2 separate regions of the Homo sapiens genome follow, and region 1 is linked to region 2. Evidence: chromatin loops called from intact Hi-C (ENCODE). Cell type or tissue: PC-9. All regions are shown on one strand. Links, peaks and the distances in the headings refer to the core of each region. The heading gives the core; the rest is flanking DNA. Region 1 overlaps MAP4K5 (mitogen-activated protein kinase kinase kinase kinase 5). Region 2 overlaps DMAC2L (distal membrane arm assembly component 2 like).

Evidence for each region. A loop is a pair of places that touch in the nucleus more often than their neighbours do. Peaks named below come from ENCODE experiments on the same cell type or tissue, not always from the same donor. Only the 100,000 strongest peaks of a DNase experiment are listed, where the experiment ranks them.
Region 1: a loop joins it to region 2, with 2.2 times the contacts of the local background. A loop is called at or near these places in 3 of 110 quality-filtered maps.

The regions. Positions count from the first base shown.
Region 1 is chr14:50,421,677-50,427,062 of GRCh38, forward strand. It overlaps MAP4K5 (mitogen-activated protein kinase kinase kinase kinase 5), which reads right to left. Exons shown (of 33, transcript NM_006575.6): 31 at 4,231-4,301; 32 at 1,445-1,500. Among named protein-coding and RNA genes, the nearest start is that of CDKL1, 27 kb to the left of the region's middle. In PC-9, for the core only: no CTCF peak of the experiment used is centred there; no DNase peak of the experiment used is centred there.
Region 2 is chr14:50,318,664-50,324,049 of GRCh38, forward strand. DMAC2L (distal membrane arm assembly component 2 like) reads left to right here. Exons shown (of 6, transcript NM_001382507.1): 3 at 2,820-2,931; 4 at 3,848-4,056; 5 at 5,282-5,386. The coding sequence starts at 2,825. Among named protein-coding and RNA genes, the nearest start is that of DMAC2L, 9.0 kb to the left of the region's middle. RefSeq lists an enhancer at 2,408-2,467. In PC-9, for the core only: CTCF peaks have their summits at 2,541 (motif pointing right) and 2,741; a DNase peak (open chromatin) is centred at 2,708; H3K27ac peaks cover 1,542 bases.

The DNA of each region.
Region 1 (5,386 bases), core at 212-5,211, 100 kb after region 2:
AGGAAGTAGTTTTTCAGAGCAAATAGTGATAGAGTGGACAGAGAATACGAACAGGGAAGGGAAAAGTGATGCACAAAGCTCTGAGCAGAGTAGGTAGAAGGAAACAAGCAACCCAGAGAAACGGCCTCTGATGCCAACCCTCTACCAAGCTGAATTCTCTCACACTTGGTTTCATTAAAGGATTATCTACACCAGGATCAATGGATGATCCACAATTCTTTTTTTTTTTTTTTTAGACAGAGTCTTGCTCTGTCGCCCAGGCTGAAGTGCAGTGGTGCGATCTTGGCTCACTGCAACCTCCGCCTCCTGGGTTCAAGCAATTCTCCTGCTTCAACCTTCCGAGTAGCTGGGATTACAGGGACACGCCACCATACCTGGCTACTTTTTCTATTTTTAGTAGAGACAGCTGATTCACCTGCCTCGGCCTCCCAAAGTGCTGGAATTACAGGCATCAGCCACTGTGCCCGGCCCACAGTTCTTTTCTCAGCCCTTCCTGGAGAAGCAAAGAGCCTCTCATTTTAGTTCTAGAGTCATTTACCAGATGATCCTCAAATTCTCTTTTTGTTGGTTGGACGACTTACTAAGTTGCCATGCTTTGTGGGCTTACCTTTTCTATTCACTAAGGTAGTCATCACTTTTTGAAAATTCCTGTTCTCCTATAAAACTCTCTTCAAAATTTTTATGGAGTTATAACTCCATTTCCCCCTCCTTCCTCAAGTATCTAAAACTTAAGCAATGTGAACCTGAAGACCAGAGGTTCCCAATCCTTGTCTCAGGACTAATGCATACCACTATAGCCAATTTTGCTTTAGTAACAACTTTTGGTGGGAAAAGAGGAAGGAATGGGTATTTTATTAGCTATAGAAGTAGACAGTTGAGCGACAGAGTGAGACCGTCTTAAAAAAAAAAAGAAAAAAAGAAGTAGGCAGTAGATTTTGGAAATCAAAAGCTACAGCTACTACATTTTTTTCATAAGATGACAGTTTTGCAACTTGTCTTTTATTTGGGGTAAAAAGAGACCATATAATTCTTTTTAACTTAGATTAACTTTAGAAACTGAACCAGGCATTTTCTAATATAAAAGCAAATATCATCAAGAGGTACATATTCCTAATAGTTAATGGAAGGCAGCACACCATGAAGAAATGAAGACAAACGGGCCCGAAATAGCTCTCATAGTACTAGGGACATCAACATCTATATCAACACATTTTGTCTCAGTTGAATATAACTGTCTCTAGAATAACAATCCTCACACTGACAAAAGGTTGCTTAGTTAACTTATTAAAATATTACTAATTCTCTCAGTAAAGACACAGAGAAATGTATCTAAGTCAATGAGCTTCTAAGAGTTTTGTTTGAAACAATTACAGACTGACAGTATAATTAAGAGTATGATCTTTGAACTCCTTTGGTAATTAAATTAATACAACCAAACTATTACCTGTCTGATCCTAATAAGCGGAAAACTCTTGTTTCATCTGAAATCTCCTGGGTAACCTAGGAAAGAAAAATACCTATCAGTAACATCTTACTCCCCATATTGCCTTAATAACAATTTAAAATTAATTTAGAGCAATTATTAACACAATAAATATTTTTTGGTAGACTTAATTCCTCAAATAAAAGAAATTTTAGTAAGTTTTTTGATTGCATATTATTAGAAATGAACCCACATTTATGGAACATCTAGTATGGGTCAGGTACTCTACTTAGAAGAACTCTTTGTGATATGCATTATAATTCTCATATCATTGAAGAAGAAACTAAGACTCCAAGAGGTTAAATAAGTTGTTCAATCTCATAGAATGGGTAGACTCAAGACTTGAATACAGGTTTGTTGGACTGCAGAGCTCCTTTGGGGGCCAAGGCTTGAGGTCAGGAGTTGAGACCAGCCTGGGCAACAAAGTGAGACCCTGTATCTACAGAAGTATTTAAAAATTTTACCTGGGCACAGTGGTGCATGCCTGTAGTCCTAGCTGCTCAGAAGGCTGAAGTAGGAGGATCGCTTGAGCCCAGGAGTTCAAGGATACAGTGAACTATGATTGCACCACTGCATTCCAGCTTGGGCAACAGAGCAAGACCCTGTATACTCTGTTTTCTACAAAGCTGCAGAGGGTGCTCAGCCATGTGCAGGTACTATGCCAAAGTGCCCGCAGTTTGTATACCTGGGGGCAGGCCTTAACCAACATGGGATAGCAGTTGCTGCATAAATGCTCAAGCCTCGTCATCTACAAATGAGTCAATTCTGAGGTGTATTTTACCCCATTCCTCAGTGGTCCCTACTGGATTAAGCCCCAGTTGCTCTTAGTGGGAACTAGCTTATTAATGTGTTCTTTATTGGCTTTTTGCCCCTCTTTATTCTCCATTCCTCATTCCATCACTTGTCTTCTGGAATCTATTCCCAAATACACTATCTGTATTTGAGTCCTTGTCTTAGGGTCTACTTTTAGAGGAACCCACACTAAGATATTGTAGATATAAAGTAAGTTAAAAAAAAAAAAAAGTCTGGTATCAAGGAGTTTGCAGTCTACCTGGGAAAATAGAATTAATAAGCTTGAATCAGAAAATAAATTAGGTGTTATACTAGTTGGAGCTGATTTTTCAGAGTATTAAGTTCAGAGATGTTCTAATCATTGTGCCTGGAATGACTGAGTATTACTTTATGAAAGAGGTCAAGACTTTAGCTAGGCCCAAGTTGAAGGATGAGAACATAAACTGAAAAAAAGGTAATCAAGACGAATTAAAAATAGGCCGGGTGTGGGGCTCACATCTGTAATCCCGGCACTTTGGGAGGCCAAGGCAGGTGGATCACGTGAGGTCAGAAGTTCGAGACCAGCCTGGCCAACACGGTGAAATCCCATCTCTACTAAAAATACAAAAATTAGCTGGGTGTGTTGGTGCATGCCTGTAATCCCAGCTACTCAGGAGGCCGAGGCAGGAGAATCGCTTGAACCCAGGAGGTGGAGGTTGCAGTGAGCTGAGATTGTGCCGCTGCACTCCAGCCTGGGCGACAGTGTGAGACTCCATCTCAAAAAAAAAAAAAAAAAAAGAGTTAAAAATAGATATTTCGGAAATGGAATCAATATTTGATACAGTAAGAAACAAGGACCTTCTGTAGATTTCTAACCATAGGAGTGACATAATGAAAATAGCATTTAAGAATAATTAACCATATGATAATAAGTAGGACTGTAGGTTTCATCAAGTGCAGGGACTTGGTGACATTTAGTGACACGTATCAGTAACTAGATAAACTTATATATTCAAAGACAGCTGATTTATGTCATTTCCTCCTGGAAGCATTCTAATTCTGCATTCATATAAGAGGTAGGAATATTCATTTATATATAAGTAAGAGTGTGGATAAAACTAAAGGTAAATGCAAACAGAAGAAGTTTTTGAGCTTTAAGTAAGTTCACAAACTTGTTAGGCCATAGTTAGAAGAATCACACAAGTATTCACGTAAATGTGAAATGTCTCTGTTAGTATTATCTTAGCTAGTAGGACTCATTCCTCAAATTGGAGGCCCAAATCCCATCTCCTGCATGAGACGTAATTATCTCAGCTAGAAGTGATTTAAAGAGACCCTTCAAATCCAGACTCTTCCACTTCACTAGTTATGTAACTCTGGGCAAGTTACTTAACCACTCTGTAGCTGTAAAAATGGCAATATGAATAGTATCTACTTCTACTGGATTATTTTGAGCCTGAAATAAGCAAATATTTGTAAAGTGCCTGGAACACAGTAGGTATTATTTAAAGTTTGATATTATTTACAATAATAGTGTCTTGAACATAGTTGGTACTCAATAGTTACTAAATGAGTCAATTTTCTTAGATTCCCTTATTCTTATGCTCCATTATGTATTAATTTAGATTTTAAAATATATTTAAAAAGAAGCCAGATATTTATAGATTATGGAAAACACTTAATAAATTTAGAAAAGTTTTACAAGCTTAGCAACCATATTTACAAATTACAAATTAGATAAATGAAATTGCATGAACTTATATTTTGCAATTCCTGGTGGCCACTGAGAATTTTGAACTATGATACAGAAGTGAACATAGTTGAAGGGAAAATACTGGCTTTTTTGTTCTACCAGTTCATAGTATTAAAAGCACTAAACACAGTAATGTAGGTTCAGAGAGGAAATGCATAAAACGAGTGCTTCGACATTTAAAATTGTTAGTGGGAGTCAGTGGAGGTAATCTGAGAAGGCTTACCTCATCTGACTTGAAGCTTTTACCCTGCATCCCATGTTTCCAGAAAGCCAACACACTGTCTTGAAGGCATACTAAAAATGATAAGGGAGAAGTGAAACTAATATAAAGCACAGAGCATTTCACTATAAATTTTCTCTACTTTTAATAAATAATATAAGCCTATTCAAGTGTCTAGTGCAAAATTCCACTGTCTAGACCACGATTTCTCAACATTTTTGTGGCTAAGACATGCCTAAGTTCAAGTAATTTACTGAGGTAGGGTTATGCAAGTCTTCAAAGATACATATAAAAGCCATTCATTTAAACATGAACTAACTTCTGATAAGGTGGATGTTGGCATATTCATTTCTTTCATACAAAAGATACAGTGTATCTTTTGTCTTAAATGAATAAAATCATAAAAACATATATAACTGGGTTTTTGCATTAAAAGCATTGTTGTTTAAATACTGTTACATATTCAGAAGTAGCTTTAAACAAGCATTTTTTATGTTCATATTTTCCCTGTAACAAAAGAAATTTTAAAAAATAAACCTGGCCGGGCGCAGTGGCTCATCCCTGTAACCTCAGCACTTTGGGAGGCCGAGGTGGGTGGATCACCTGAGGTCAGGAGATGGAGACCAGCCTGACCAGTATGGTGAAACCCTGTCTCTACAAAAATACAAAAATTAGCCAGGTGTGGTGGCCTGTGCCTGTAGCCCCAGCTACTCAGGACGCTGAAACGGGAGAATTGCTTGAACCCCACAGGTGGAGGCTGCAGTGAGCCGAGATCACGTCACTTCACTCCAGCTTGGGCGACAGAGCGAGACTCCGTCTCAAACAAAATAAATAAATAAAAAATAAAATAAAATAAACCTGCCCCACAATCCAACATTTAACCACACATTGAATATTTAGGATCTGTGAGTCAATTCTTACATAAAATTCTTAGTATTTAACCATTACAAGTAAGTATTAGAGTTAGAAAAGCATAATTAAAAGTGATGGAGGAAAGTAACTGAAAATTAACTGTTTTATTAGACTATTAACTTTTTGTAAAAAGTTAATGTAAGAATGTTCTGGGAACATAATTAAGCTCAATAAAAATAAAAGTATTTGACAATGACAAATCACATGTGTTTCACTAACTGTGACAAATAAAAAACCTAGTTACTGA
Region 2 (5,386 bases), core at 87-5,086:
TTTTTTCGTTCTAACTGGAATTTTTTTTTTCATATTCTGCTTCTGCTTCTAGACTAACTGAAAACTCTTAATCATTAAGACCCATTTCAAAAGACACCTCTAGTGTGAAGGCCTTCTTCTCACTCCCTTCTCTAGATTCTCATGGTATTTGTTCACACCTCTATTATCCAACCACGTTGGGTGTTATTTATCTCTTTATATGTTATCTCTCTTTATTAAATTATATGTTCTATGAGGTCAGGAACCTTGTCTTTCTGTGTGTCTCTTTCTCCTTTGTTCTTGTTTTTGTTTGTTTTGTCTTACCATTGTTGCCTTTGCACTAAGTATAGCAGACATTCAATAAACATTTTTTGAGCGAATGAATGAATGGACATGGCATTTGAGTAAGGTCTTGAGGTTGGGTGGGATTTCCACAGATTGATGGTGATGGGGGAGGGAGGCTAAGAGAAAACAGCCTGAGTAGAAGCTGGGAAAGCCCATATTTGTAAATAAGATTGACAACTAATAGAGTTATTCAAGGTGGGCACAGGCAGAGAGCGCTTTAACAAAAAGTTGGAAAGGGTTGAGAACATGATAAGAGGTAGTGGAGCAGAGGCTTGCAGTAATGAAGACGGCTGTAGTGAAAAAGGGATGAAAGGGTAGTTGGTTCTGTCTTCAGTTCACATCTCTCACTGTTCCACGGCCTCAGCATCCTCAATCACTTCCTCAGCTTTAAGGTGTTTCCCTCTCAGGCATCTTTCTAGTCCTCTTCTTTCTCTTGAATTCCAGAACCATGTAATGATTGAGGAAAGGACCCTGGGCTGGTAGAGAACTGGGTTCAGGTTTCAACACTGCCACCAATTAGTCATGAAACATTGAGCAAGTCCCTTTAAACACATGCATTTATTAATACCCCACCTTGTTTCAGAAAGGATTTAGGATGTCAGGAAGTTACTTAATATCAGGGCTTCAGTTTCCTCACCTCTAAATGAGAGATTTCATCCAGGTGATCTAAATTCCTTACAGCTCTAATGTTTTGTGACCTCTGATTCCAATGATTTGTTGGTCATCTGCACTTAGAAATCCTGCTAACACTTAGTATGTAGATTATGAAAAACTAAAAGAAAAAAATCTGAACCTATAACCCTGTTCTCCTAATGTGATTTCTTTTAATGGCATCACCATCCTACTACCAGTGACCCAGGGCCAAAACTTGGTGTCATTTTCAACTCCTCTAGCCCTTGCCCCTACATCTCACTTAACTGAGTCATATGGAACTAACTATGTAATGTCATTCCCATCCTTCCCCAACTAGGCCCTTTCGTATGGCCTCATGTGATTGAAGCCCTTGCTGACTGGCTGTCCCATTCTGTTGACCCTTAATCTTGATGCTGCTGAGTCAATTTCTTGAAGCACAACCGTAACAATGCCAATGCTTTGTTCTATTTTATTTATTTATTTATTTTTGAGATGGAGTCTCACTCTGTTGTCCACGCTGGAGTGCAGTCTGGTACAATCTCAGCTTACTGCAATCTCTGCCTCCCGGGTTCAAGCGATTCTCCTGCCTCAGCCTCCCGAGTAGCTGGGACTACAGGCGCATGCCACCATGCCTGGCTAATTTTTTATTTTTTTATTTTTTGGTATTTTTAGTAGAGACAGAGTTTCACCGTGTTAGCCAGGATCGTCTCGATATCCTGACCTCGTGATCTGCCTGCCTCGGCCTCCCAAAGGGCCAGTGCTTTGTTCAGAAACCTCGGTGACTCCCTGCTACATACAGAATACAGTCCAAATTCCCTGGCTGAGCATGCAAAACACTTCACGACCTGACTGTGCAAGTTGCCTGCCTCTTCTCATGACTCACATGTGCTAGTGAAACTGAAAATAACATGCCTTAAATGTTCCTGCTTCAGCTAATAATCTGGCATAATTTTTCCTGGCACCTTTGTTTGTTGAAATCCTTTCTGTCCTTATTTTAACTCTTTTGAGGCATTTATCAAGTTCTGTCACTTATTTTAACTACTTGATAACGTGTCTTAGCCCACTCCATCCTGCATTAAATTGTCAGATGCTCAAAGCAAACACCATGTTTCATTTATCTTTGTCTCCCCATCTCCTCCTCCCTGCCACATCCAGTCCCCTGCACACACCTAGCATACTACTAGGGAAACTTGAATTGAGGTCAATCAAATCGAAACCTACTCCAGGAATCACTTTCTCAAATTATGGTTATACATTTTGACAGCTGGAAATTAAGCAAATCATCTCATTTTACAAATGAGAAAACCAGAGGTCAGAGAGGTGAAGTTACTTGCCCAGTCTTTCCCAGCTGCCCTTAAAACAGTTTTTTTGTTTACACTGCTCTGGTAACACCACTTGCAGCCTTGTCATAGGTAGATCTATTTTCATGTCTCCTCTTCTTTCCTGGATGCAAGCATCTTAACCTTGACACGTTGCTCTTTCGGTGATTTTAGTCTGTCATTTTGATGCTGGAAATATAGATGGGGAATAGAGGAGCCAGCTTCAGCAAATTCATAGCTACAGCGCCTGAATGGACACTAGATGGCAGTACGACAGGCAGACTCCAATTGAGGTTTCAACAGTGGAACTTAACGTTCTAGCCGGAAGGAGCCTTAGACACCATCCAGTCCAACCCCTCATTTTTTTGCAGCAAACAAATAAAAAACCCCAAGAACAAGAAACAGGAGTGACTTGCTCAGTAATTGTTGAGTGGCAAGTGAGTCATCAGCTTTATCAGTACAAGAGCATTGACTCTGAAGTAAGTTGCTATATGTATGGGACTCGGATGATGATCTAATGTAAGTACTGTTTTGTGTGTCTAGATCAAATGATGCCGTTTGGAAAAATTTCCCAGCAGTTGTGTGGCGTAAAGAAACTCCCATGGTCATGTGACTCCAGATACTTCTGGGGCTGGTTGAATGCAGTGTTTAATAAGTAAGTTACTCTAAATAAAGTGAAGAAATGTGGAGATGGTTACAGCTAAATAAGTTCCCAATAGCTTGTTTGGCTATTTCTCATATTTACAGTTTGTGCAGTGTGATCCTAATTTTGTTTACAAACAAACAAAACCCACACAAACATGGAAAAAACACCAGAAAAACAGATTACAAAATATTAATTGTGGCTGTTTGGGTTGCAGGATTTCGATGATTTTTCTTACTTGTCCTTTTGATATATTTCAAGTTTTCTAAAACATTTTATAATCAGAAAAACTTATTAAATATAATTTTAAAGTATTTTATTTTTATGGCTTTTTAAAGGAATGTAGTTAACCTTTTGAATTCTATCAAAGTAACTTGGGTTTTCAAAAAATTAGTGGGTGGCACACTTAGAAATGTCATTTTGAAACTTGAAACTAACCTTCTAATTACTTAATACAGCATTATGATCACTAGCTAGAGAAAAAAGCATATGTAGAAATTAATAAATATCACTTAATGAGATTAATTTGACCACAGATTCAGAATTATTTTCTCTTTAATCTTTTGTTATTAATACAAATTCTAACCAAGTATAGTCATTCGTAGAATAGTTACTAAGTATCTCTGGTGTCAAGCACTGTACTATATGTGAATCAATGAAACGTTGTGTCTGATAAATTCATATAAAAATAATACGCCTTGACAGCGTTCACGTGGAAACAAAAACAAAACTAAAAAAGTCAGCAGATAGACTGCAGGTTTTTTTGTTTTTGTTTTTGTTTTTTTTGCATGGATCTCACTAATTTATCTTCCTCGTCAGTCACTTGAAATGAAAATTTGTTGCGTTCTGTATTATTTATGTCAGTTAATATAGTTAACAAGCTAGTGATTATTGTAAAAGCAAACTGCTTTTTTTCTCTTGCCAACAGGGTGGATTATGATCGCATCAGGGATGTTGGCCCTGACAGGGCGGCATCCGAGTGGTTGCTGCGCTGTGGGGCCATGGTGCGCTACCATGGCCAGGAGAGGTGGCAGAAGGACTACAACCACCTTCCAACAGGCCCTCTGGACAAATACAAGATTCAGGCGATCGACGCCACCGACTCTTGTATCATGAGCATTGGATTTGATCACATGGGTAACTACCCTATCGTTTTGCTAATAGAAAATGCAGATGATTTGCAGTGACCATTTTGTTGCAGTTGACTCACGATTATAGTCATAGGTATGTCCTTTTTGCCCATTTCATTATAGTCAAGTTTGTTTCTTCCTGTGTTTGATATTTATTTTCAAATTAAATTGAGGTTACAGACACCTTCCTCTCCTTCCTCCTCTCACTAAGCTTGTTTCTGTATGTCTCTAGTCTTTGGTTTATTGACTTAAAATCCAGGGCCTTGTTTGTCAAACTATCTTTGTCAAACTTCTGTCATTGAGAAGCCCTCAATAATGCAGGAATAATTATATCCACACAGCTTCTGCTTACGTGGGCATTTTTTTTTCTTTCTTTCTTTTTTTTTTTTTTGAGACAGAGTCTTGCTCTGTCGCCTAGGCTGGAGTGCAGTGGCGCGATCTCAGCTCACTGCAAGCTCTGCCTCCCAGGTTCACGCCATTCTCCTGCCTCAGCCTCCTGAGTAGCTGGGACTATAGGCGCCCGCCACCATGCCCGGCTAATTTTGTTTTTGTATTTTTAGTAGAGATGGGGTTTCACCGTGTTAGCCAGGATGGTCTCGATCTCCTGACCTCATGATCCGCCTGCCTCGGCCTCCCAAAGTGCTGGGATTACAGGTGTGAGCCACTGCACCCGGCCTCTTTTTTTTTTTTTTTTTTTTTGAGACAGAGTCTCACTCTGTCACCAAGGCTAGAGTGCAGTGGCGTGATCTTGGCTCACTGCAACCTCTACCTCCTGGGTTCAAGTGATTCTCCTGCCTCAGCCTCCCAAGTAGCTGGGACTACAGGTGTGCACTACCACGCCAGGGTAATTTTTCTATTTTTAGTAGAGACAAGGTTTTGCCGTGTTGACCAGGCTGGTCTTGAATTCCCGACCTCAGGTGATCCACCCGCCTCAGCCTCCCAAAGTGCTGGGATTACAGGTGTGAGCCACTGGGCCTGGCCCTATGTGGGCATTTCTTTCCTCCAGTGTGTGGGCATCTGACTGCGGAATGGTCCTGTCCATCAGCACAAGCTCTATAGTGAATTCCTTATATGGTTAATAGGGTGAGCAGTCATTCCAGTTTTCATGGAACTAAGAGGTTTCCCAGGACATAGGACTTTCAGTCCTAAAACCAAGTCAGTCGTGGGCAAACCAGGACAGTTTGTCATCTTAGTGGTAAAGCAGATTCTTAATCTGTACTTTTTCTCCCCAGAGGGCCTAGAGCATGTTGAAAAAATAAGGCTGTGCAAGTGTCATTATATCGAGGATGACTGTTTGCTGAGACTTAGTCAACTTGAAAATTTACAAAAAACCATAT